Linked DNA regions of Homo sapiens: all the other regions are linked to region 3. Evidence: chromatin contacts called from ENCODE Hi-C or POLR2A ChIA-PET data. All regions are on one chromosome and are shown on one strand. Each heading gives the region's core, a stretch centred on a gene start or an enhancer-like site at or near the end of the contact. The rest is flanking DNA. Distances are from core to core; before and after follow the strand shown. Region 1 overlaps LINC00887 (long intergenic non-protein coding RNA 887). Region 2 overlaps OSTN (osteocrin). Region 3 overlaps MB21D2 (Mab-21 domain containing 2). Region 4 overlaps CCDC50 (coiled-coil domain containing 50).

Region 1 (6,354 bases), core at 2,501-5,000, 1.4 Mb after region 3:
AGACTCCGTCTCAAAAAAAAAAGGTCTTGGAGGGAAAGAGTTCCAAGCAGAAGAAACAGTAAGTGCAAACATTGTGAGGCAGGAGAGAGTAAGCACAGAGGAGAGCAGTGAGAGAACCAGAGAGAACAGGGACATGGACCACATGGTCCTTTGGAATGAATGTGGCTGACAGAGTGAGACGGGAGGGAAAAGATGGGATCTGACTTACTTTTTGAAAGGATTACTCTGGAAGCTGTGTGCAGAAGAGTCTGAAGGCAGGGTTGGAACTTACTGGGAAATGACGAGAACAGGGAGAGCCAGCTAGGAGACTCACCGGACTCCAGCCAAGAGCCAAAGGTGGGTTGGACAAGGGGAGGGCAATAGTGGTGACGAGAAGTGTCTGATTTGGAAACGATGCCTCAGTCGAAGGGAGATAGGAACCTAAGAATCAAAGGGGACACAAAGGATTTTTGGACTCGCCATTGGCTGAGATGGGAAATCTGTGGGCAAGAAGGGGTCTGTGTGTGGGCGGGGTGGGCAGGAGCTCAGCTCAGGATGAAATGTCTGTTACCTGCCAAGCAGGATGTCTTAGAGGCAGTGGATTCTCAGCATACACAACTCTGAGAGTCAGCAGAGAAGTCTAATTTAAAGATGAGTGATGGAGAGTTCCAAGGATTGAGCCTTGATGTTCTTTGTCATTCCTTCGCAGGAATCTGAAGAGAAGATGGCAAAAGAGTCTGAGAGGCAGTGGCCAGAAGGAGAAGGAAAGCAGGTGGATGTGAAGAAAGTGTTCAACGTGGAGGGAGGAACCAGCCATGTCAAATGATGCTGACAGCCAGGCAAGATGAGGACCAAGAAATGTCCACTGCATTTAGCAAAATGAGGACATTGGTGACCTTGACAAGAACAGTGTCAGGGATGACAGTGTGATTGGGGTGGATTCAAGGGAGAATGGGAGGAGAGAATTTGGAGATGATGAGTCCAGACAATCATTTTGGAAGTGGTAAGAACTGGGGCCATTCTCCTGGGGGAGGAAGTGGGGTCAAGACAAGGTATCTTTACATGGGAGAGATGGCAACATGGTAGCATGCTGCTAGGAGAGACCCCATAGAGAGGGAAAGATTGATGGTGCAAGGGACAGAAGGGAGACACTGGAGCGATGTCCTTGAGCAGCCAGGAGGGCATGGGATGAATGTTGCAGGGGGAGGGGCTGGCCTGAGCCATGGCGTGAAAAGTTCATCCACAGAACAGGAGAGGGACAGACACAAAACGCGGGCATGCGGTGAGGCAGCGGGTGAGGTGGGGACAGATGCTCGTGAGCATCTCTTCTGATTGCTTTTATCTTCTTCGTGAAGTAGGAAGCTGAGGCATCACCCGAGAAGAAGGCTCAGCGAGTCCGTGTAAGGCAAGCGGGACTGTAAGCTCCATGAGGACAGGAACCTTGTCTCTTGTTCGCCATCGCCCCGCTGTGTGAGCACAGTGCTAGGGATGTACTAGGTGTTCAAAAGGCATATATTGGATGATGAGCTAATGAATGGCAAAATGGGCAGATTATCACAGTACCTGAAACCACAGGACCTCACCCTAAATGGGCACAGGCCAGATGCCCAGTGCTTTTTTTTTTTTTTTTTTTTTGAGATGTGGTCTCACTCTGTTGCTCAGCCTGGAGTGCAGTGGCGCAATCACCAACCACTGCAGCCTCGACTTCCTGGGTTCAGGCAATCCTCCCACCTCAGCTTCCTGAGCAGCTGGGACTACAGGTGTGCACCACCACACCCAGCTAATTTTTGTACTTTTTGTAGAGACAGGGCTTTGCCATGTTGCCCAGGCTGTTATCGAATTCCTGTGCTCAAGTGATCCACCCACCTCCACCTCCAAAAATGCTGGGATTACAGGCGTGAGCCACCATGCCTAGCCTGCCCGGTGCTATTCTGATTCATACACTTATATTTATAGCCATCAAATCTCAGGGCTTCCTTGGGTCCCTGGGCGACCTCTGGCCAGTCTCTTTCCTGCTCTTGCCTCTCTCACCGAGCTTAGAAGAGGCTAGGCTTAGGGCTTCTTGTAAAATGACCAGCTTTCTCTAATTGAAGACCAGGGTACCCTATCACATTTGTATCTATTCTTTGCTCTTTTTCTCTTTCCTAGTGACCCTCATGTTGTCATATTTGTTGCCAAGCTCACTAAGGAGGGCACCACGGGACCAGGGTTGTCACCTCTAGGCAGAGGGGAAGCTTGAAAATGACAACACATGGCCCTAGGATGTTCATAGGCACCATCACAATTCAACTGCTTCCTCAAGGCCCAGGGAATATTTTTCTTTGCAAACTACTAGTATTCTATCAGTATGACTAGTAGTTTAAATTGTTTGGAATCTTCTGGTCCAAGGCAGAGCTGTGGGGCTGTGGAGGCAAAGTCCTGCCTGAAATGGGACCCCCTGCAGGGTGCCTGAAGTCTAAGGGTCTGGGTCCTCAGCCACGGATCACACAGCCTGGAGCCTGTGAGTGGGGAGCCCCTGCCACACTTCCCTCAGCCAGAATCCTAAACCCGCAGGAGTCCCGGGGCTCTGCGACACTCTCTAGCCCAACTCTCTTCAACACCAAACCCCTTATGCATCTGTCAGATGGTCCTTCAACTTCTGGGTGAAGTGCCGGTTTAAAAGTGAACTGCCAGAGAAGCAGTCGCTCCAGATGTCTTCAAAGGCCAGTGTCTGTAACCCCATCTGTTCTTACCTCAAAGGCCAGGCTCCCATCCATCATGATGGGGAGAGGTGGGAAAGGGCTGGCTGGTCCTGTCAACTCCGATAAACAGGTGAAACACTGGCCAGGTGTTCCTGGAACTGGGATCTCCCCTTTTCTCTCCCATGCTGAGCTGCTTCTTGGAAACATTCGCAAGAGGGTGACAGTCTTCCCTCCAGATCCCTTCTTCGTCCCCAGGGCACCAGAATAGCAGCTGACAGCCCCAGCACAAGTCCTTGGATTCTTTGTCATGTTTAAGAGGAGGCTGGCGGGTGGAAGATGGGAGAGGAATCCAATTATTTAGTCAATAAACATGTATTGAGAAGCCAGTGTGTGCCCGGCACCCTTCAAGATGCTTGGGATATCTGAGTGAATGAAACCCACAGGATCTGCTGCCTGTGGGGCTTGCATTCTAGTGAGGGGAAAGGTCAGAGTTCAGGCAGAGTCTTCCTGACACAACGGGCTTCCCTTCCCCCAGGGCAAGAGGGATCCAGCCAGGCTCCTGCTGGGCCAGTGGATCAGTCCCCGATCCACTCCCAGAGCAAGCAGCCGCAGTCAGCAGAGACCCCACCCTCCAGATCTGCCAAGCACATCGGCTGACTCCAGCCCCCAGAGCCACAGAGCCACTCAGCAATCAAGGAGAGTAGCTCCCAGCCACGGTTGGTGGCAACCCCAGGGCCCGCTGTGGGGGATGCTGTGGGTCCACTCCCTGCCACCTGCTTCCTGCCTGTGTAGCCACAAGGGAAATACCACCTTCTGAGAAGGGGGAGCCTGTCACCCAGATAAGCAGGTTTTGTGGGCCGCTTCCACAGGAAAACATGCTTTCTAAGAAGCCAGTCTCCTTCCTCTCGTTGTTTTCCTGGCAAGCAGAAGCAGCGTGAACACCTGCAGATCGCAGCGAGATGAGGTGGATTAAAGTAAACTCTCCTTACTGTTAAAACGCCCAGCATCCCCTCAAATGCTGGGGGTGGCTTCCCAAATATAATCTTTTTAGAGAAAAAAAAATGCCCACATCTACCACTGTTTGCAAGCAATTCAGACAACTTAGGTGTGTCTTCTCCCTGTTGCGGGCAATGAAAAAGAGGCTGCTGACATCTGTTTCCTTTAAGAAACTTGTAAAAAAATCCTCATGCAGATGCGCACGGTTGCTTGGCTATGAGCAAAGCAGCATGCCGTTCCTGACCATCCATGGGCCCCTCCTAACCTGAGCACTTGCTGGGGCCAGAAGACCCCTGCCCCAGGAGCTGGCAAGGGGGTACATGGTTCGAGGGTGGGTTTCTAGCTCCTAGGGTGGACCTTTGACCCAACCAACTCCTAATCAGCAAAAGCCAAACGAGACAAAACCACTGTGGGGAAACTTCTCCCTTTTTAAGCCCCAGCTTGTATAAATTAATTCTTTGTATACAACCATGAAAGGAGATCTGAGGTGAAACACAAGTCACCCCAATGGTGTAATGAACTTTCTGAAGCTTAAAAAAAGTCATCAAAACACGGAGGCAGTTGGGTGAGACATTTCCTCCAATGCAAAATCAGTTTCTACATCAATGATTCTCAGAATGGGGTAAGGTGGCAGGGGAGAGAGTATAATGAGTTTAGTGGCTTTTTCAAACTACCTGTGTGCCACTCCCATCCTCAATTCTAGAGATTCTGGCACACGCCCCAGGAAGCCTCTCCTGACCGAGAACTCCCGTCATGGTGAGTTCTTCTTACTCAGTGGTTCTTAAAGATGAGCTTGCACCAGAAGCACCTGCAGGGCCCGGTAAAGCCCAAACCGCTTGTTCCCACCCCCAGTTTCTGATTCAGTAATCCTGGGGTGGGGTCCAGAATTTGCATTTCTAACAAGTTCCTAGGCGATGCTGTTGCTGGTACCAGGGACTGCACCAAAAATCCTCCAGGTGTTTTGAGGCAGAAGATAATTAAGAACAACTGGGTTGAAAAGAAATTATTTGCTGTGTATTGCAAAAGAACAAAATCAAACCTCTTTGTAGCACCTCTTGATGCTGATGGCATGGCGGTACACTGAAGTATTGTGGGGGAAATGGCTGAGACCCCAAGGCTAGAGATAAACACATGACCCAGATTGTAGCTCCATCCCCCCCACTTGCAGATCTCGGACAGGCCAGAGAGTCCCCGCTGTGAGATAAAGTTTGGGGTTGTCAGCTGCTCATTTAGCTAGAGCACCGATGAAAGGAGAATAGGGCATGGATTCCATCTCCACATGGGTCAGGAAGCTTGTCCTGTCCTGTGGCTGTGGGCAGTGGCTTATCAGGGGTCGATCCTCAGGCCACTGAGCAGAAGAATGCAAGGGCAGCCACCCCTCACCAATGAGGCTACTCAGTGCCCACGCTCGACCCACCCCAGCTATGGCAGAAACTTTCCACCCAGAAGGAAAGGCCCCATTATTAGAATTCAGAAGGGACTTTGTGGCAACCAAACTTACAGCGTATATGCCAACGTCATGCCACACCCCAAAGGTCAGTGATGGTGCCAGTCATGATCTAGAAAGAAACTGGGCCTGCGGTTCCAGGGAAGAAAACCCACAGTCTGGGAAAAGTAGAATTTGAGAATTAACTTTGATTTCCTATTAATTCTTATCCCACATGGGATTACACTGTCTGGTAATTATAAGTGTGGGGTGGGGAAATCGATTCCTGTACTTCCTCCATAGAAGGGAACTTGTTTGTCAGAACTTCCAGGGCCTAGCACAGCCCTGGAACACACTAGGTCCTCAGTTAATGATAAATCTTTTACAGTCAGTGCCTCCCAGAGGGGAGAAAATACCATCAAAAGTCAGGACTTTGGGAGCCTGGGAACCTAGTGTTCATCTTAGAGAAGCTCAATGCCGTCTAGCACGGAATTCTGCAGCCGTGGAGCAAAGATTCCTTCCCCTAATTCTGTTGGCTTGCCTGGCTCTGCTCCTGAATATTTAATTGGAGTAATTAAGCCTATCACCAACAGGCTGTCAGTCCCAGCATTCAAAAACTCTCCTGTTGTTCTTCCAAAGAGTTAATGATCTTCAGGCCTTGAAAAGATCCTGCATTTTTGGCTGGTTATCAAAATCAACTAGAGAAGAGCTGATTTCAGGATGCTGACAGCCTTGCTCTCTTGCTCTGTGGTGGGGGCTGTGCTGGGCTAGGGGAAGAGGACTTGCATTCATACCCACAGACATTCCCACACACACACACATACGTGCACATCAACACCAACACCAAAACTTAGGTGTTCACTGATTTCATGAGGCGATTCATTTTCTGCTGGGTGGGGTGGGGTAGTGGTGTGGTGCAGCGTTAATGATTCCTGAGACATGTCCTGTCTTGTATGTTTATACCTCTGCAGTTAGCCTTTCTTCTTTTTTGCCCCCGATCCTACTCAAAGTACCCTTAAGTATGGAATGCATGATGAACAGGCCAGATGATTCTATCAGTTCTCTTGGAGTTTCCTATATTCTATTCTACCCCTCAAGATCACTTTCACTTCCCAGACTAGTCATTACGATGCCCTAAATGCTGGTTAAGGGTCATGACAAAAAAAAAAAAAATCCAGCTGAAAACTACTTGGCCATTTTGCATAAAACTGGGGTCAACCCACTGGTCTGTTGTATCACTTGACAGGAGCCCCTTAGGAAATCTCTTTTAGA
Region 2 (6,028 bases), core at 661-3,160, 1.6 Mb before region 3:
TACATATCCTTTAAACACTAAATAAATGTTTTTTGAAGGTGAAATCTTAGCAATATGTTTTCTTCCAATAGGACTTATAGAAGGTGCATGCCCGCTCCCTAACAAATAAGACAAACTGGAACTGCTTTAACAATCTGAGGCTAGAGCAGAGGGAATTTTGCCTTCTGCTTCTCTCGAGATAATCCTTAGACCAATAATTTAGAGGCCCCAAAAGTATCATATTAGCCCTGATCTTGTCTTAATTTAAATCATCCCATTTTTTCCCTCCTCCTCATGCTCTAAAACCACAATAAATAGTCAGTATTTTTTCTCAACTCTCTCGTTCTCAAAATCACTCAGTTAAAATAAATTTCATTATCATGGAGTTGTTTAATGAACCTCTGCAGTTAATGAATGTCTATAGATACAAGAGAACTTACTGAATACTGCCAAGAACACTGCCTTTTAATCAGCATCATCTTCAAAACAGGTTGAACATTATTTCTTCGTATCTAGAGATATACCAAGTATGGTCACTCTTCAAGGTTGTTAAAAATTGCCACATTATATTTGAGTAGAAACTAGCTAATTGCTGTTTAAAAACCAAGTAACTCTTTGAGTCCTCCAGTTTCTTGATGTTCTGAGAACATTATGACAGTGAGATAAAATTAATTAACTTTGATTGGTTTCCACATATACCTTTACCACCCTTGATTATCACCCATTTCAACATTTTTTAGTTCAACCACAACGAGTTATGTTAAACAAATTATACAGAGAACTCATTTTCATATGATTTTTTTTTGGTTTTTTTGAGACGGAGTCTCACTCTTTTATCAGGCTGAAGTGCAGTTGCGTGATCTCGGCTCACTGCAACCTCTGCCTCCCGGGTTCAAGCAATTCTCCTGCCTCAGCCTCCCAAGCATCTGGGACTACAGGCGTGCGCCACCACGCCCAGTTACTTTTTTAAAAATATATTTTTAGTAGATATGGGGTTTCACCATGTTGGCCAGGATGGTCTCGATCTCCTGACCTTGTGATTCTCCTGCCTCGGCCTCCCAAAGTGCTGGGATTACAGGAGTGAGCCACTGGGCTCAGCCTTGAATTTTTATATGAAGACTGAGACCATAGAAATTTCAGCAACTACCAAACTATGAAGACAATTGAATTAATACAATGCTTCCTGAATCACTGTTGGGTGAAATCCAAATTTGTATGTTGTGTCCTTCTCTTAGCAAACTTTGTTAAGCATCTTGATAATCACTGTTCTTATATTAAAATCTCAAGGTGAGAATATCACAAAAGAATCGATTTAGAAAAGAATTTATCATATATTTGCTCTTTCCCGTTCATCAGTCATTGTGGGTTCACCTGTTCGACCGTTTTGTTTCTATTTATTTTCCATCACTGTCACCAAGATTTCTCTCAGACATTTGTTTACTTCCTCATGTGAAGTTTCATGTTATGTAGTTTATGAATAACAAAAGACATGAGATGATAATATATTTCTAATTTCCAATCTAATTTTCAAAGTTACTTTTTATATTTTTATCTACTGTCAACAATATTCCTTTGAATTAAACAGGGGATGTATCATTTAACAGAGAGCAGCTTAAAAGTCATTAAATACTGTTCACACAGTAATACAGCTGAGAGGTTCAAAAACATAAAGTTTCATTTAATCCAACCCCATTTTTTAAAACAATTCAGGAAAATGGAGCTGCAAGAGGAAATTGTCCCAAATTTTATAGACTCTTGGGCAGAGCAAAATCTGGGGTCCGGGTCTTTGGACTTATAGGCCAACATTCTCTTCGTGACCCAAAAGGCCTTCTTGGTGCTAAGTTTTCATTGTTGGATGCTAAATTCATTGGTTATACATTTCTAAGACGAACAGAAATGGTATCTCGCACTTTACAAAAATCTTTGTTTCACTTCTGTGCAGGTTGATGGATTTACTTTTGGAGCAGGTTTATTTGTGGGTTTTCATCTTCCGGGTTTCACTTTAACACTTCCTATTAAAAGTAAAACTGCTATCTAATTATGGAAGTTTTGCTTCATTCGAGGTGAAGTCTGGAACAGCTGCTCTATGATGCCTACTATAGGGGCCAAATGCCCGCTGAGGTTTTGCTAACAGTCACTGACATGAGGCAGATGGATACATACGAGAAAAGTCACACAAATTTATTTAACATTTATACCTGGGAGGCTTAAGGATGAAGACCTCAACTTTCCAGGGGGTATAGATGCTTATATAACATCTTAAGGTTACAGAAAGAATGCAGACTCAGCATGACCACAACCAGGTTTTAATAATAGTTTCAAGACAGGCTATGGGAGAGAGAATGGAAGAGGCTTGGCTAGCAAAGGTGGATTTGTTATGTAGATGAAACCTCATTGGCAGCAGCCCTCAGAGAATTTAGATGGTGAATGTTTATTTTCAGTAGTTTAAAGGTACCAAACTCTCAGCTAATCTTTCCTAGATCTGGACAAGGGAAGGGCTGGTTGCATTAATGCAAATTCTCTACAGATCTACAGATGCAAATTTCCCCCACAGAAGACACATTTTCAGGATCACTTCAGAATATGTTAAAGAAATATATTTTGGAGTAAAATACTTTTTATTTACTTCAATCCCCACTTTGAAACTTAAAAAGCGTTTCACATATTAAAAGCCAAACTAACAGCTTTGGAGAGATTTGGATTAGAGGTTGTTAGATAGAAATAGACAAAAGATGGAAAGACAAATTGGGATAAACAGAAAAAAGTAAATTTAAATATATTATCTCAAGTCTTGTTTAGTCAGTCTCTTAGTCCTGAGAATAGATCAGTTCAGTTAAATAGCTGTGTCCCATTCCAGAAGGTGGCATGGGAGTTGGACTAGGCCTCTATATGTGATGCAGATAAACAGATCTTTAATAAGAAGTATTTCTAAGGAAATAGAAAAAAACAAGGGTTAAACAGAGGTTAAAAACTGTCTAGAGCAGTCTATAGACTAGTTTTTCTAGAGTCTCTGAAGCATCTTCAGAATGCAATGGCAATATGCCAGATTATTCTGAATTGTGTTACAAAATAGGGTTTCAAGTGAACTTTCTGAGAAGTCCGTATCAGCAGGCGTGAAGGTTGTTTACATATAAGTGGCTGTTATTTCTCTCAAAATTTAAATTGTCTAACTTCAGTCTGCCGGGCTTTATGAAAAGCACAGTTTTAATTTCTAGAGATTTCAGGTTAGAAAAAAATGGAAGAAAAAATTAAAAACCTTAGTTTGGAGACTTGTAGCCAAGAAAGAATTCAAGATTCAGTCCAAACTATAGGCAAATAATAAAAACTCAAAAACAATGAATAAGGCTAGAATCTAACAACAGGTGTCTGTATAGTTTTCTTTTGAAAGATAATTTTTCTCTCTCCACTTCCCCATTTCTACCAAAGATAAGTCATAGTCCTTATTTATTTGCAAAATAAGTTTTAGTCATATTATATATTCTACTTGGTCTGATTATTTGCATGAAGTACAGCAAAAATGTGATTGGCCATACAAGGTCTTTTTAAATTGGCTTTACTGAGACTTTCCTTATAAGGAATCTCAGATTAGACTTTCAAAAGCTTCTTGAGGTTAACCAAATCAAAGATTTATTTGTGCTTGTACACACCTGTATGAATTTGGGTGAATTTCTCTCTTCTCAGGGTCCTAAAATAACTTGAGATTCCTGGGCCTGTCAGAAAGTGACATTCTTTAGTTCAGCTGTCCCCAGGCTTTTCGGCGCCGGGGACTGGTTTCCTGGAAGACAATTTTTCCAAGGACCAGGGGGCAGGGGAGGAAATGGTTTTGGGATGAAGCTGTTCCACCTCAGATCATCAAGCATTAGTTAGACTCTCATAAGGAACACACAACCTAGATCCCTTGCATGAACAGTTCACAATAGGATTCGTGCTCTTATGAGAATCTAATGCCACTGTGGATCTGACAGAAGGTGGAGCTCAGGTGGTAATGCTCACTTGCCCACTGCTCACCTCCTGCTGTGTGGCTCAGTTCCTAACAGGCCACAGACATGTGCTGGTCCGCAACCCGGAGGATGGGAATGCTGCTTTACCGCAAGTCAGGAACTTCGTAAAGAAACCACATAGGCAAGGTATCAGGCAAGTCTTTCCAAGAGGCTTTTTATTGGCTCTATAAAGTCAAACTCAATTCCTCAAAGTAGTCTGGACATTTCTAAAAATATACCACTCCACTCAAATCCTTGATGAAATAACCAGTGTCTGCAATTGTGTACTGTTAAAAAACAAAACATATTCTTGCTGAACTTACACAAAACATTATATTCCTAGAAACTAAAAATGCTCACAAATAGTTTCTAAATTCTGAAGAAGGCAGGTAGAAAGAAATATGCTTCAAATTTTGTTCACAAAAGTATGCTTTATCCAATCTGTTGTAAGATATAAATAGCCCTAAAAAAAGTGTTTTAACTCTGAAAAAAAAAACAAAAATAATCAGCAATGTTCAAACAAAAAAAGTCATTAAAATGATTTCGGTTTTCTGTTACTTTTAGCCAATGTAATTAACTCTTCTTCTGCTTGATGTTGCGTTAGCAGTTGCCATGAATGCATCAGCTTTTTAATTAGAGTCCTAAAAATTTTGTGATTTTTACCTAATCAAATTGTATAATCTCCAAAGTTATTAGAAACCTGTACTTAAGAGTACTTACAAAAGTACTTTCCATGAATTTCCAGAAAGAAGCAAACTTTGGATTGTGGCTGATTATAAACCACCTTTTAAGAAGAGTCAGAGTAAAATAATAATTGTCTGTGTATGACAAAAGTCTTAGACTGGCATGGTTAAAGAAAATTGACAAGAAAAATCAGTTATTTCTATAGCATATAACAATTTAACATAATAATTATAATTAAATACTACTGATAACATATGCTAAAACATATCAGAATTTCAGGAACCTCATACAATTTTAGAACACATCTTAATAACACACTTATATAAATATAATGCAAAGTAAAACACATTTCAGACTTGACAATGCTTCCTGTATAATTTGAACATGCCAAATAAGCTGTATATGTTTTTCTTGGACTTCCACGGGCTGTAATATTTAAAAAGGTAGTTGAGGTAAAAAAGACTGAATTTAGCATTTGAATTTTGATTTTGGAAAGTTTATCAAACATCAAAAGTTTAAAATCCTTGATATCACAAAATAAGATCACAGGTCTCTGTAAAATAAGACATTCATTTAGCCAAAATAATAATTCAGAGATTTCAAAAAGCATAGAGAGAAGACTCAGTTTCTTAAACAATCATAAGGTCTAATAAAGACAGCATGAGGCAAACTGAAACTGTCTCTCCCCCTCTCTCCTCCTTTTTTTTTTTTTGCAGCTTAGTCAAACAGCAAATAAAATTTTTTACTACCTCTTATTAATACTATATTAAAAGATTATTCAAAAGAGAAAACCAAATTTTACCTTTGTATTCATGTATTATTAATGCTAAAGCTAATTTTAATAAGTTTATAAACAAATCCATACAATTTCAGTTTTATAACCTCTTACAATTTTTAAAATTTCTTCAATTTAAAACAATCCTTAAAACCTCTAAACTAGACAAAATTACTTTCACTTTAACAAAAACCAAGGTTGGGTGTTGTGGCTCAAGCCTGTAATCCTAGCACTTTTGGAGGCCAAGGCAAGAGGACCACTTTGAGCCCAGAAATTTGAAACGAGCCTTGGCAACAAAGGGGCACCCCATCTGTACAAAAAAGTTTTTTTAAATTAGTCAAGCATTGTGGTGCAAGCCTGTAGTCCCAGCTACTTGGGAGGCTGAGTTGGAAGGATCACTTGATCCTGAGAGGTCAAGGCTGCAACGAGCCATGATCACACCACTGCACTCCAGCCTGGGTGACAGAGCAAAACCCTCTCTCAAAAAAAAAAAAAAAAAAAAAAAAGACCATAGACACACAAATTTACATGCCTTTTTATAATCCTTCTTACCAAAAACATACTCTACTTCCTTACACACTTTGCATATTTTTTCTCTTATATCTAGTAG
Region 3 (6,218 bases), core at 2,008-4,507:
AAAAAATCCAACGGTAGACACCAGAAATGACTTCACTGTGAAGGACAGATTTCCAGAAATAACACATGTCTAATGCCATTTCTGAAACTACAGCTAGGCAGAAAAAACAATTCTTTTTACCTTTATTTATTCCCAGAATAACAGAAACAAGAACCAAGAGCAACCTTTTCTTGACATCCTTCTGGTGTTTCTGGAAAAATATCTCCTTGCAATAAATAGTGGAGCATGTCCCTGCTTCCCTCACAGAACAGGTATGTAGGTCCATTTTTAGTATATAAAACTAGCTAATGGTAATATGCAAACAGAAATTCTCATCATTGTGTAGATGATCTATTTGCACTGATCACAGATGCCAGGAGAAATTCCCAACATAAATAAAAAGACTAAGAAGGTTTTTTTCCTGGTATTTTCAAGGCAATATACTTAGGGAAATCATAATTTGAGCATATCTTGGAAACTCAAGACACCAAATAAACAAAGAGCTTGTACTTGTCCTTTAAAGAAAGCCTGGGTTTTAGAATGGGGCAGGCTTAGCTTGTAAGGTCTGATGGGGCATCAGGACAAAAGCGAAACCTGAACTTCCCACATGATAATTTTCTAGGTATAGAAAAAGTCTGATGCAATCTGTTCTGTAAGCAATGATTACAGAAAAAAAAAAAAAAATCCTACCTATAAAGTTCACAGTTGGCATACCCTGCCATTCCCGACTGTGCAGGTACAAACTCATCAATTTTGAAAGCCATGAAGCCAAGTGATTGTGCTATCTGGTTAAAAACCTTTGAAACAAACAAATTTCGGCAAAAATGATACATGCTCTGAGGATATGGCATTACGTCATAACGATCCTCCTCACATCCTCCATGGCAGGCGGTTATTGATATAAGATGTACGTGCTTCTCAGGAGTCCCTAAATACTAGGTCCACGCAGAGACATGGGGAGAGGAAGAAAGAATGGTGATTTTAAATATTACTCATAAAAACTCAGTTTATCCTGCGTGGGGGAAGAAATGATAGCAACATCTCCTACCCCAGTCTAGAGTTGTATTTTTAGAGGTCATGTTCACTATTTCTTAGCGGCTTATCTCAAAGAAAAGGAATACCACGCAGGGGGAGACTTATTTAAACTACAAAACACACATCATCTTCTGACTTGTACAAAGTTCTTATAGAAGTTTTCTGGTCACATTAATTGGGTGAGTCATTTTATCTCAAACAGGTAGGTGTATTATGCAATTTTTCATGAGAAAACATAAATACAGATTTACATATGGTCACCTGAATTTTTAGACATTGCCATCTAATTCAACCATGCATTTGTAATACATTGAAGGCCGAAACAGGACAAGGCTGCAAGCCAAATTCAGACTGCAGGCAGCCGATTCATAACATCTGGATTAGAATAATTAATGTAATAGAACAAGAGCAGGAAAATAATTAATAAATAGAACAAAATAATTAATGTAACAGAACAAGAGCAGGAAAAGCTGGTATCATAAGAGGCACTGGAAATTTGCTGTTTCCAAGCTGGTAAAAGAAAGGCAAAAGAAAGGTATTTGCAAATCCATTGCAAGAGAAGAGAGATGGTAGGAGTCCTCCCTCTGCATAACATTTTCAAGGGCTTCCCTTGCAGGCTTAGTGTGATACCAAATGAGGTTCTAGATGACACTGTTTAACATGATGCCTGGCACCTAGCAAACAGCCAATACATGTTAATGCTTTTATTACTGTTATTAAGATAGCAAAACTTAAATGGGTCTTCCACACCAGCTACATGACCTCTGGTAAACTACTTAACATTTCTAGCTCAGTTTTCTCATCTGTAAAATGTGTCGGCACAGACCAAGCTTCAATAAATGTCAGCTGTTATTACTGGTATAGAGGTGATGGGAAGCCCTTCCCAAAAATGTGATCCATGAGAAAAGAAAAACTCTAAAAGCTGTGAACAAAAGGCAAAGTTTTAACAAATTACATTCCGATGGTTGATTCGACTTTAGGCCTATTATTTAACCCACCTGCACTTTTACTGCTTGGTTTGTAGAATGGAGAAAAACAAACTCATTTACTTCATAGGGTAAAATCATCTTGTACATTCTCTTGTGTCAAACAATGATTACAATTATTAGCCCAGATATTAAATATTAACACTTCTATTCCATGACACACACCCATGACGACCACTCACAAATTCATGTGGCACTGGCAGCTCCTTTGGCCCACACTTCAGGAATCGTGCTACATAACAACCCCCACTGCCCGTGAGGCAGGGTCCATCTTCAGCTCCCAACGTGCTTTCACACCCAGCAGGCTCACTGGTCCCCACATCCAGTGACTGGGAGTTCAGATAATTTTGTCCCCATTTTACAGATGAGGATTTAGACACTGGGTCTTTGAATTAATAACCCAAAGCTCACCCTAGGTTATGACCTTGCCTGCCTCTAGTAGCAAATACATGCTACAGAGAAAGGCTCAGAAAAAGTCTTAATTTAGGAGTTTGCTAAACTTCAGTCATTGCTTTTTTTATTTTTATTTGGGATAGAGTTTCGCTGTTGATGCCTAGGCTGGCATGATCTCAGCTCACTGCAACCTCTGCCTCCCAGGTTCAAGAGATTCTCCTGCCTCAGCCTCCTGAGTAGCTGGGATTACAGGCACCTGCCACCACACCTGGCTACTTTTTGTATTTTTTTAGTAGAGACGGGGTTTCACCATGTTGGCCAGGCCGGTCTCGAACTCCTGACCTCAGGTGATCTGCCTGCCTCGGCCTCCCAAAGTGCTGGGATTACAGACGTGAGCCACCGCGCCCGGCCATAGTCATTGCTTATTAATACAGCTGGTACGAGCAGACCCAGGCTAATATTATAGCAACTGAAAAGCAGAACGTAGCTCTATAATTACCCTAATGTTTCTAACAGAATTACACAAAGGGCATAGAATTATGTACAAAAGGGGGAAAATTGTATTAGACACCTCTGAACCTTTGAAATTGTATTACTTAGAACCTTGGCAAATGAGCAGTAAGTATTTAAAGAAGATTAAGATGAATTTTCCTTTTGGTGTCCTACTTAATTTGCACGACAATATTTGGCTTCCACAGTCAATGTAAACTGCTCAGGGCCGCCTTGGTGCCTTCCAAGACGCAGTTACATTCAGCCCAGCCAGCTGCCCAGAGCTTTTGCACCACCAAAAGCAGCAGGGGCCAAGTTACCAACCTCCCAACGCAGGTCAAAGCACCCCTGGAGTTTAATGAGTCACTCTTCTGAGAGCCACAGCCAGCGATGTGGGTTTCCCCATGTGTCAAGTGACATGACGTCTTTACTTCTTCGAATGAGAACCGAAACTGCGTTCCAAACATTTCCTTGAAATATAAATCACTGCCCTCAAACCGACCACCACTGCAAATCTCTACATCTAACCCATCATTTCAAAAGTATAGCTACCTAACACAGGTTTTGATATCAGTAAGAGGCAACTCTACTTACGGAGTCCTAAAATCACAGACCAGGAAGGGAAGCCTAATTTCCTCAATTTATAGTTGGGGAAAGTGAGGGCCAGAAAGAGGAGGTGATTAGCTGAAGATGACACAGTAAGTGACAGAAGAAGGCTGCCAACACCCCTTGACTGTATGGGAAAACATCGCATTTCCTCAAACATCTGGGAAACATCCTTAACAATTCTCAGCACTTAGCACTTAGCCTCAGGTGGGCTTCACTGCCCATTTCTCAGGGTCCAGTCCAGGCATTCCCCCGTGTCCAAGCACTTTTCTCCCTTTCGAAACCAGTGCATGATTCCCGTCCCCCACATCTTTAAAGAGCCACCTCTGGCTGGGGGGTGGCTCATGTCTGTAATCTCAGCACTTTGGGAGGCCCACGGTGGGAGGATCGCTTGAGGCCAGGAGTTTGAAAACAGTCTGGGCAACATAGAGAGACCCTATCTCTACTACATATTTAAAAATTAGCTGGGTATAGTGGTCTGTGCCTATAGTCCCAGCTACTGTGGAGGCTGAGGCAAAAGGATTGTTTGAGCCCAGGAGTTAGAGGCTGCCTGAGCTATGATTGTGCCACTGCACTCCAGCCTAGGGAACAGAGACAGACTCTGTCTCTAAAAAAGAAATAATTTAAAGAGCCACTCTTGTTTTCCCATTCTGTTCCCTGTTCAAGCTCTTCTCTCCCCAGCAAATTTTTGTTGTTTTTGTTTTGTGTTGTTTTGTTTTTGAGACAGAGTCTCGCTCTGTCACCCAGGCTGTAGTGCAGTGGCGCAATCTGGACTCAAAACGACCTCTGCCTCCTAGATACAAGCGATTCTCCTGCCTCAGCCTCAGGAGTAGCTGGGATTATAGGCGCCCACCACCATGCCTGGCTGATTTTTTTGTATTTTTAATAGAGACGAGGCTTCACCATGTTGGACAGGCTGGTTTCAAACTCCTAACCTCAAGTGATCCACTCGCCTCGGCCTCCCAAAGTGGTAGGAGTATGAGCCACCCCACCTGGCCTCCAATGGATTTTTGAGTAGAACGTGGTTTCCGCAGCTTTTTGCCCAATCCTGTACCTGGCTTCCCTTGAAGATAAGCACAGGGACTATTTTCACCTGAGAGGTCTTCACCTCTCATTTTAATAGGGAGGCAACAGGTAACTGGAGAAACAAACCTGAGAACATGTAAAAGCTGCCAGTCTTACAAACATTTTGCCCATGTCCATAACACAGTGTCATTTTTTTTTCTGAGAAAGCGATTGGAGTTTCCACTTTATTGCTCAAACTAGAGATGAATCTCCGTCCCTCCACCTTCCACCATTCTTTAAGAATCCTTTTGCTGCTTCCCACCCCATTCTTCCATCTCTCACCTGAGTAGCAGGTGCATGCATTCTAACTAGGGTGTGCCAATTTCACCAGGCAGCTCTCCCTCAAGGGAAACCTCCCTTTAGGCTTTTTCTCACCTCATCACAACACAAAAAGATAAGACTGATAAGAAAGACAAACATTGATAAAGAAATCTCCTCTTTGTCTGACATCTCAGAGCACATTCCCGAGCTCGTCTCATCTAAGAGGGTTCTTTGGGCATCAAACTCATCACCAACTCTTTTTTCACTAACCCTCTCCACATAACCAGCCAGTCCTACACAGAAGCACGAATCCGGTGGCCTGGGTTGGGGGGGAGGGGGCCAAGGGGGCCTGCTAGGGAATCACTCCATGGCTCCCGCTTCTCAAGGGGCCTGAAGGAACAGGAGTGTTTTCTTAATACCATTCCTTCTGGTCCAGTGCTCACCTCCTTCATTTCACCAGCAGGTGCCCAACCCATGTCACCACCTTCACCCTCAAGAAGATTGGTGGAATCTTAAATCTCACATGCAGACTTTCAAGAGGGAGTTCCATACTCCCACACCCAGACATAGTCCCCCATCATCTCCAAATCAGGTCTCTCTCAATTATATCTCTTCTGTTCTAAGTAAAAATTACTAATATAAGCATCCGTTTGAAACCTCAGCTTTATTTCAATCTGTTTCAATCACTTTAATCCAGCCAGGCAAGAGGTCCTCAATCAATGAAGCCAACGACTCACTGCAGAGAGGCAAAGACTCTCTTCTGCTTCTGAAGGCCCACTTGGGCTTGGTTTACAGAGTGGCTGGAATAAGCACACTGTTTGGCCAATTATATACCTTTTAAAACATCCAGAAAACTATTAAAGAAAAAGAAAATTTCATTCAGTTTCCTGGAAAATCTAGCTTTTGTTTATTTATAAGACATTTAGAAAATCACTAGAAACTTCATTCTACCTACTCAAGTTGTTGGGTTTTTGGGGTTTTTTTTTGTTTGTTTTTTTGAGACCAGCTCTCACTGTGTTGTCCCGGCTGGAGTGCAGTGGCACGATCCTGGCTCATTGCAACCTCTGCCTCCCAGCCTCAAGCAATCCTCCCACCTCAGCCTCTCAAGTAGCTGGGACTACAGATGTGTGCCACCATGCCTGGCCTAAGAAACTGTTGAGTCAAATTCTTTGCACAAAGAATCACACTAGACCTTTATTCAGACAACTTTATGCTACTTCTCTTTTTACAGGCAACATACTAATTCTACTTAAGGAGACGGAAAAAAAGGATTTTCCACAAAAACGTGGAAGAGAAGAGCAGTTTTATGTACTCCGCTGCTCGTTTAACATACAACACATGCATTAAGTTAATCCTTACAACAACCCTATGAAGTTGGCATTCATCCTCTACAAAACCTTTTTA
Region 4 (6,330 bases), core at 1,367-3,866, 1.5 Mb before region 3:
ACATGAAATAAGTGAATTTAATTATAGAACTTAAAATGTAATATGTAAGACATTTAAAAAGCACAGGAAATAGAAAAACCCATGAACCTACCACCCACATCAAATGTTAATATTTTGCCTTATTGTGTATCTTTTCTCTTTTTGCTTTTGAAGCAGAATGGCTCATGCAGCTAAGGCACTCATGCCCCTCTTCGTCTCTCTGGAGAGAGAACTACTGTTTGGAGTTAAGTTTGTGTCAGTGCCATATTATTAAAAAAATTTTTTTTAACCATAGGTATATCTATCTACAAACTATATTTTAATGTTTAATGTTCTGCTGACTGAAGTTAAGAAATATTTTTAAAATTATTGTAGTTCTTCACATGATTCTCCACATGGAAAAATGTAATAATTTCATAATTTTTAATTTTAGTTAGCATGGTATTAGAAACATAGAAAACATATTTTTGGCGTAACGTTCTGACCTAATAACATAAATTGAAGTGGCTTTTAAGCTTTTTGTAATCTATAGAATGATGTGTGTTTTACATTTTGACCTAGTACCTATCATCTCTGTATGTATATATTTCTGTGATGTTTATATATAATACGGGAAAAGTTTCCCCAAACTAGTTTCCTGTACTGTGTGTGATTTATACTAGTCCCTTCGTATTTGTGGGGTGGGGTGTAGAGGTGGTTCCAAGACCTCACATGGATACTAAAAATCTATGGATACTTCAGCCCCTAATATAAAATGGGGTAGTATTTGCATATAATTCATACATATTCTACTGTATACTTCACATTGTCTGTAGATTACTTATACTACCTAATACCGTTCATTTAGGAAACAATGATAAGAAAAAATGTCTGTATGTATTCAGTACAGCCACATTTTTTTTTCCTGAATATTTTTTATTTGTGGTTGATTTAATCCATGAATCCAAAACTCAGGGCTATGAGAGCCAACTGTCCTCTGTTATTCTCTAGACTATTGACTTTTAAAATGCCTTTCTCAGGCTTAGTAAATTGATTTTTTGACCTAATAATAGATTGCCACCCATAATTTGAAAATCATTAAGAGTAATCTTAAATTTGATCTAATCATAATTAATCTAAAATTAAGACTGACTTTTAATATATAAGCACAAGCTTTTCCAGTATAATAAAGGTGTTTTAAATGATAGGTCAATACATTAAAATAACATTCTTTACACAAGATTTGATTATATTTATTTTAGCTAATTCATTAATTTTTGTAAATTAAGTCCGTGTATGTCTTACCCATTTAAAAATTAGATATTAATTAATTGAAGTGTTTTAGAGAATATGCGATGGTTAATGTAGAATATTTTCTTTCTGTCTATTCTTACCATGATTTACCTGGAGGGAAGGAGGGCCATCATTGTGTCAGGGAAGGGGAAGGAGCTCTTGAGCTCTTGCTGGCTTAGATGTTGACCCCCAAGCCCTGTCACCAGTGAACTCTGTACAGCCTTAGAAAACCCCTTCTTCCTTCTGGCTTTCAGTTTCCTCACTTATTAAATGAGGGTGTTATCTAGCTCATCTTGAAACTACTTTTATTCTGTGAAACATAAGGTAACTAGGACCTGGGCTTCAAGATATTAGAATCGGTTGAGAATATGAAAAGCTGATGAAAAAGAACAGGGCTTTCTGTTCGAATTACTGGTTTTGCTGTTATGTTTGAGCGAGGATTAAGCAGGTTGTATCCAGTTGAATATAGTTCTTGGGCAAGAATTATTCCTCCATTATAAAACCATTTCAAAATAATCTTGACCTCCCCAAGATCTCCCTCCCTTTTTGTGGCATTATCCCTCAGTCGTGAAGGACACAACTAATGTTGAGTGTATATGTGAACATACATAAGTGCAAAGAACGGCAAAGGAACGTTTTTCATTCTGTTTCAGTTAAGTGTCCTCATAGGCAAATCCAAAGCTTCGGAAAGAAATCTATCACTTTTCCTAAGCCCTGGGGAATGTTTCATGAGTCCTACTCAATTGCAGTAATCTGAGGCTTTGGGGAATTTCCTTTTTTTAACATGAATTACATGCTTGGAATAGAGTGAGAACATATCACCTAAACTACACGTCCTTAAAACAGCACTTTACATGATGAATCCTTCATGTTTTGTCTGTTTGTATGTTTACGAAGCAGGAGTTTAAATTGCAGCTTGGGGTAAACATGGATACCATTGTTTACCCCAAACCATTTCTTCAAGACCATTTCTTCCCATTTTGCTTCTGAGAAGACAGGTCAGGAAATGCCCTTGCCTGGCTCTTCAGGTGGAGGCAGAGTTGGGGCAGATTCCTGGTTTCCTTCAGGGTTCCCATTTTCTTTTGGTTTGTAGATTATTTTGGGGCAGCCCAAGGTTTAGAGGGACCTAGAGACCTAGTTCTAACTCATGTCCCTGGGGATTGACCCACTGAAGAATGTTTAAGAAATTAAGAATTTTTAAAGTAGAGCTCTGCCCCTACCTGAGGGACTAGTGAAAATATATTTTTTCTTGAAAGACGCCAGGGTAGACATAAATTGCTGGGAGAGGATCGTCTGAACCACAGGGAAGCATAGATTAGATTTCTTTTAACACCTCTAATTATGCAGTAACTCAGTTCTCTCTCAGTAGCAATATGCAAAGCATGACTGATACGTCTGTTATTTCAGCAGCACTTAACCCTCCATTTATAGAAGTGGATTGGAATTTCTAGACCTCTGGAATCTGATTCTGTAAATGTTCTCACCTCAGGCCAGGGGCCAAGGCTAACCAGTATTTTGTGACACCCTGTGCTTGGCACTAAGCAGGCACTATAGATTTTTGTGACTAAAGACTGCATACTTAACTAGTCACTATTTTATGCATTGAGAATTATAAAGTGTGTCATTCTGAAATATTAGAATTGATTTTTTTTAAAGTAAAAAAAAAAAATCCTTTCCTTTGTATGTTAAAGTATTACTAATGAGCCTTCCTGTCTGTTTTTCCTCCATCTACTCTAGTATGCCGAGATTTTGCTGTCCTGGAGGACCACACCCTGGCTCACAGCCTGCAGGAACAAGAGAGTGAGTAATACCTCTCATTTATGCTCCTTCAGTTTTCTTTTTTTAGTGGTAGCTTGAGGCTGGTTTCTTAGGGCTTAGGTGGGGAGAGAGCACAGTCACTTGGCTTCACCATCCATACATCCTGAAGGATTTCTTTAGGCAAATGATGCCTGGGTGATCAGTGAAGTTTCGGGCATGTTAAGTAAGATAGGCTGCCAGGAATTAGTAGACTGCTGCGTCTGTAGGAGGAAAAAGAGAGGTTTGAACCTTTTTCCTAGCCTCTTGTTGTAGGAGGGACACAATGGTTGTAGATTTATCTGGGGTGCGTAGAAGGAATCTATTCTTGCTCCTAGGATAGGGACTTGAACAGTTTTCCCAGGCAACTGTGGTATAAATGAGATCACATTGTGAATTTTTCTGAATCTTTTTTTCCATGTGGTGATGAAAAGTAAATCTAAGCTATGCATGTTATATTAAAGTACATACTTGTGAATATATGATTTGTGAATTCACATATCAATATAAAATTGACATTTTGAAAAATGCGGTTAATAAATAGAGTGACAACATGTAGTAGTAGAAAGAGCATTGGCCCTGGCTTTAGAATATTTGTGTAGATGTCCTGGCACTGCCACTTTGTTGCCGTGTGACCAAAGGCAAATTATTTAATCTTTTTGATCCTCTTTTTACTTAATGGAAAAGTGGGGATAATAATTCCTTGCTCTTTATTATATATTGTTGTTGAGACAATAAAATGAAGTGATGGATGCAAAGCTGTTGTTATGGTAAAGCTCTTAAGATTATTATGGCATTTATTACTAACAAACCAAGACATTATTCATTCCTGTCCTCAATCTTTTTGTTCCAGTTGAGCATCATTTGGCATCGAACGTTCAGCGGAACCGTTTGGTCCAGCATGATCTCCAGGTGGCTAAGCAGCTCCAAGAGGAAGATCTGAAAGCGCAGGCCCAGCTCCAGAAGCGCTACAAAGACCTGTGAGGATTTGGGAGGTGGGAGGGGTGATGCAAGACTGGTTTTCTCTGTGGAGCTAGCAACCAGGGCAGGGGAGAAGGAGACTACTTCTGTTCCTCTGATTCCTTCTACTGTTAGATTACAAATCTTACCCTGGATGTCTAACAGTTTTTTTGATTTGAAAATGTTTTGTTTTTGTTGGAGCACTTGACCAGGTTTAAGGACATGTTGATGATGGTGTGAATTTTAACATTTTTTAGCTGTTATGACCTTGGGCCAGTTAGTCAACTTCTCTGAATTTATTTTCCTTACCCATAACATGCGGATAATAATCTCTGTCCCCTCTGCCTCATAGTTTCTTTGGGGGATCCAGTGAAATAGTGGACATCAAATAACTTTATGGGTTGTATTGGTTCCTTTACTATGTTCTAGCTGTGTTTGCCGCTCTTACTTTCCTTGCTTTTCAGTACATAGCAGAATGTTCTGAAAAGCTCTGAAGTGTAGACTCAGTTTTTTTCATAACTTCAGTGTCTGACAAAAGTTCTCTCTAGTAGCCTCCTTTAACACACAGATAAACGGAAATGATTATTTCTCAGGTTTCTTTTGGCACAGTGACTTTTATTCTGTTTCAGTGTTATAAAGCTCCCAGGATACATTTCTTCTTTGAGAGTGGCTCTTACATCCTAAATCTTTAATGTGGGTAGATTTAACCACAGATACTGTGTTGAGGAGGAAGGGGTAAAGGAAAAATGGAAGGAACCCCTTAATTTACTTCAGTGTCATATTCAGGTAAAAAGGAAAGCCAGTCATTTTTGCTAACTTATAGGAAGGGTTTGTCTTTCTGTTTATTATTTGTAGAGAGGACTTTATTAATCATTTTGTTAAGCTTCCCTTATTTTGTAAATAAACACTTTTATTGATTCATGCTAAATCTGGCACCATGAAAGGAGACCAGAGATATGAATAAGACAGCTGTTGCCTTTAAGGGCCTCAGGAAAACACCTTGAGCATTGTGTATCTAGAGATACGTGCATGAGTCACAGAGAATTGAAATGTAAATTTCAGGCCTATTTAGAGAGAAGAGACTGGGAAAAGCTTCACAAGACGATGTGTTTAATCTGAAACTTGAAGGTTAATTAGAAGTTTATAGTGATGGGGAAAACCATTCTAGCCAGAAGGAGCAGCATGCATAAGGGCAGGAGGTAAGAGGACTTGGAATCAATCTCACGTTAGCTGCAAGAAGTTCAGTGTTGCTGGAGTGGAGAGTGTATTTACAGGCAGAAGTAGGAAGTGAGGCCAGGAAAGTAGTCAAAAGCTGGATCAAAAGGGTCACGATAAGTTATGTTAAAGATTTCAGGTTTTGTAGATTTTAAATTATAAGGAATGGAGAACCTTTGAAGTAGTTTCAGATTTTCATTTTGGGATCTATTCTGTAGACTAGGTGGGTAAAGGCTTGGAGTGGGCAAGATTTGAAGGCAGCTGTTGAGCAATGGTCAAATTAAGAGATGGTGAGGCTTGAATGAGGACAGTGGTGACAGAGAGGAAGGAGATGATGAGGCCTAAATTGAAGGTCATGGTAATGGAGATGTAAAGAGGAGGAGAGATATTTGAGATGTTATGAGGCTCAGTGTCACAGGTTAAGGTGAGAACCAAAGCTAGAATGTTCTAGAGTTCTAAATTCATTGCCCTTTACATTATTCACAATTCTCTGTTAGAAAGGCCAGTTCTGAGGTTGATGCAGATGTTTAAAATCCTGAATTAGGTTAATAACAGTATAATGAGCTTTTTCAGAAATTATCAAGACAAACCACTCAAATATAAATCAGGAGTAGAGAGTGATATTTTATAGGTCCTAAAGGAGAGAAGAACCGGGTATTATATTTCTGCCTGAGACTTCAAGGTTTTGAAATTGTTCCTGGATGAAATAAGTAAGCTAGAAGGGAAGTCTTTCAGTTCACTCCCTGGCAATTTTAATAGCTGTACATCTTGGGAAGGATGAAATGCTGCAGTTTTCATTGAACTGGAACCTTTTATTCAGTCTGGATACCCGGGCTGCCGTAAGTCAGGATTACCGCTTGTTTACTACTGCTTTCTCAGTTTCGCTTTCCCAGGAGTCTGTATAATTAGCTGACTGAACCAGAGATGGTACTTCTTGGAAATATGGTTTGAAATCATTAAACTCAGATGAAGCTTCACTTATTTATTTTCTGTACCAGGAGATACATCTTCTGTGTCACTTGTGACCTTTAACACTTCATTTGGGTTTGCCTTCTCTACGGTGCTTCTACTTTCTTCCCACTTATTATCACATCCAATGTAGTTATTAGT

Evidence for each region. Hi-C counts contacts between places; a loop is a spot of excess contacts on that map. ChIA-PET counts read pairs that join two places held with the same protein, here RNA polymerase II (POLR2A). Pooled maps may share reads with other maps.
Region 1: a loop to region 3 is called in a map of naive thymus-derived CD4-positive, alpha-beta T cell, with 7 times the contacts of the local background. The contact joins two enhancer-like sites. A Hi-C loop is called at or near these places in 1 of 168 maps with a recorded cell type or tissue (naive thymus-derived CD4-positive, alpha-beta T cell), 1 of 37 single-sample maps with no recorded cell type and 8 of 50 pooled maps. POLR2A ChIA-PET finds 5 or more read pairs at or near these places in 1 of 52 experiments (activated CD4-positive, alpha-beta memory T cell).
Region 2: a loop to region 3 is called in a pooled map, with 6 times the contacts of the local background. The contact joins two enhancer-like sites. A Hi-C loop is called at or near these places in 2 of 37 single-sample maps with no recorded cell type and 3 of 50 pooled maps.
Region 4: a loop to region 3 is called in a map with no recorded cell type, with 3 times the contacts of the local background. The contact joins two enhancer-like sites. A Hi-C loop is called at or near these places in 1 of 168 maps with a recorded cell type or tissue (endothelial cell of umbilical vein), 1 of 37 single-sample maps with no recorded cell type and 3 of 50 pooled maps.

The regions. Positions count from the first base shown.
Region 1 is chr3:194,303,046-194,309,399 of GRCh38, forward strand. LINC00887 (long intergenic non-protein coding RNA 887) reads right to left here. Exons shown (of 3, transcript NR_024480.1): 2 at 2,712-2,982; 3 at 1-692. Among named protein-coding and RNA genes, the nearest start is that of LINC00887, 6.6 kb to the right of the region's middle. RefSeq lists enhancers at 3,867-4,106, 4,617-4,766, 6,320-6,354. Within about 2 kb of position 3,751, at least 5 of the 41 ENCODE cell types and tissues checked have a DNase peak (open chromatin) inside an H3K27ac peak, as active enhancers do.
Region 2 is chr3:191,251,286-191,257,313 of GRCh38, forward strand. All of the region lies in intron 4 of OSTN (osteocrin), which reads left to right. Among named protein-coding and RNA genes, the nearest start is that of OSTN-AS1, 20 kb to the left of the region's middle. Within about 2 kb of position 1,911, at least 3 of the 41 ENCODE cell types and tissues checked have a DNase peak (open chromatin) inside an H3K27ac peak, as active enhancers do.
Region 3 is chr3:192,889,939-192,896,156 of GRCh38, forward strand. The region is part of intron 1 of MB21D2 (Mab-21 domain containing 2); the gene reads right to left. Among named protein-coding and RNA genes, the nearest start is that of MB21D2, 25 kb to the right of the region's middle. RefSeq lists an enhancer at 3,158-3,467. Within about 2 kb of position 3,258, at least 16 of the 41 ENCODE cell types and tissues checked have a DNase peak (open chromatin) inside an H3K27ac peak, as active enhancers do.
Region 4 is chr3:191,354,100-191,360,429 of GRCh38, forward strand. It overlaps CCDC50 (coiled-coil domain containing 50), which reads left to right. Exons shown (of 12, transcript NM_178335.3): 2 at 2,989-3,051; 3 at 3,899-4,025. Among named protein-coding and RNA genes, the nearest start is that of UTS2B, 27 kb to the left of the region's middle. Within about 2 kb of position 2,617, at least 11 of the 41 ENCODE cell types and tissues checked have a DNase peak (open chromatin) inside an H3K27ac peak, as active enhancers do.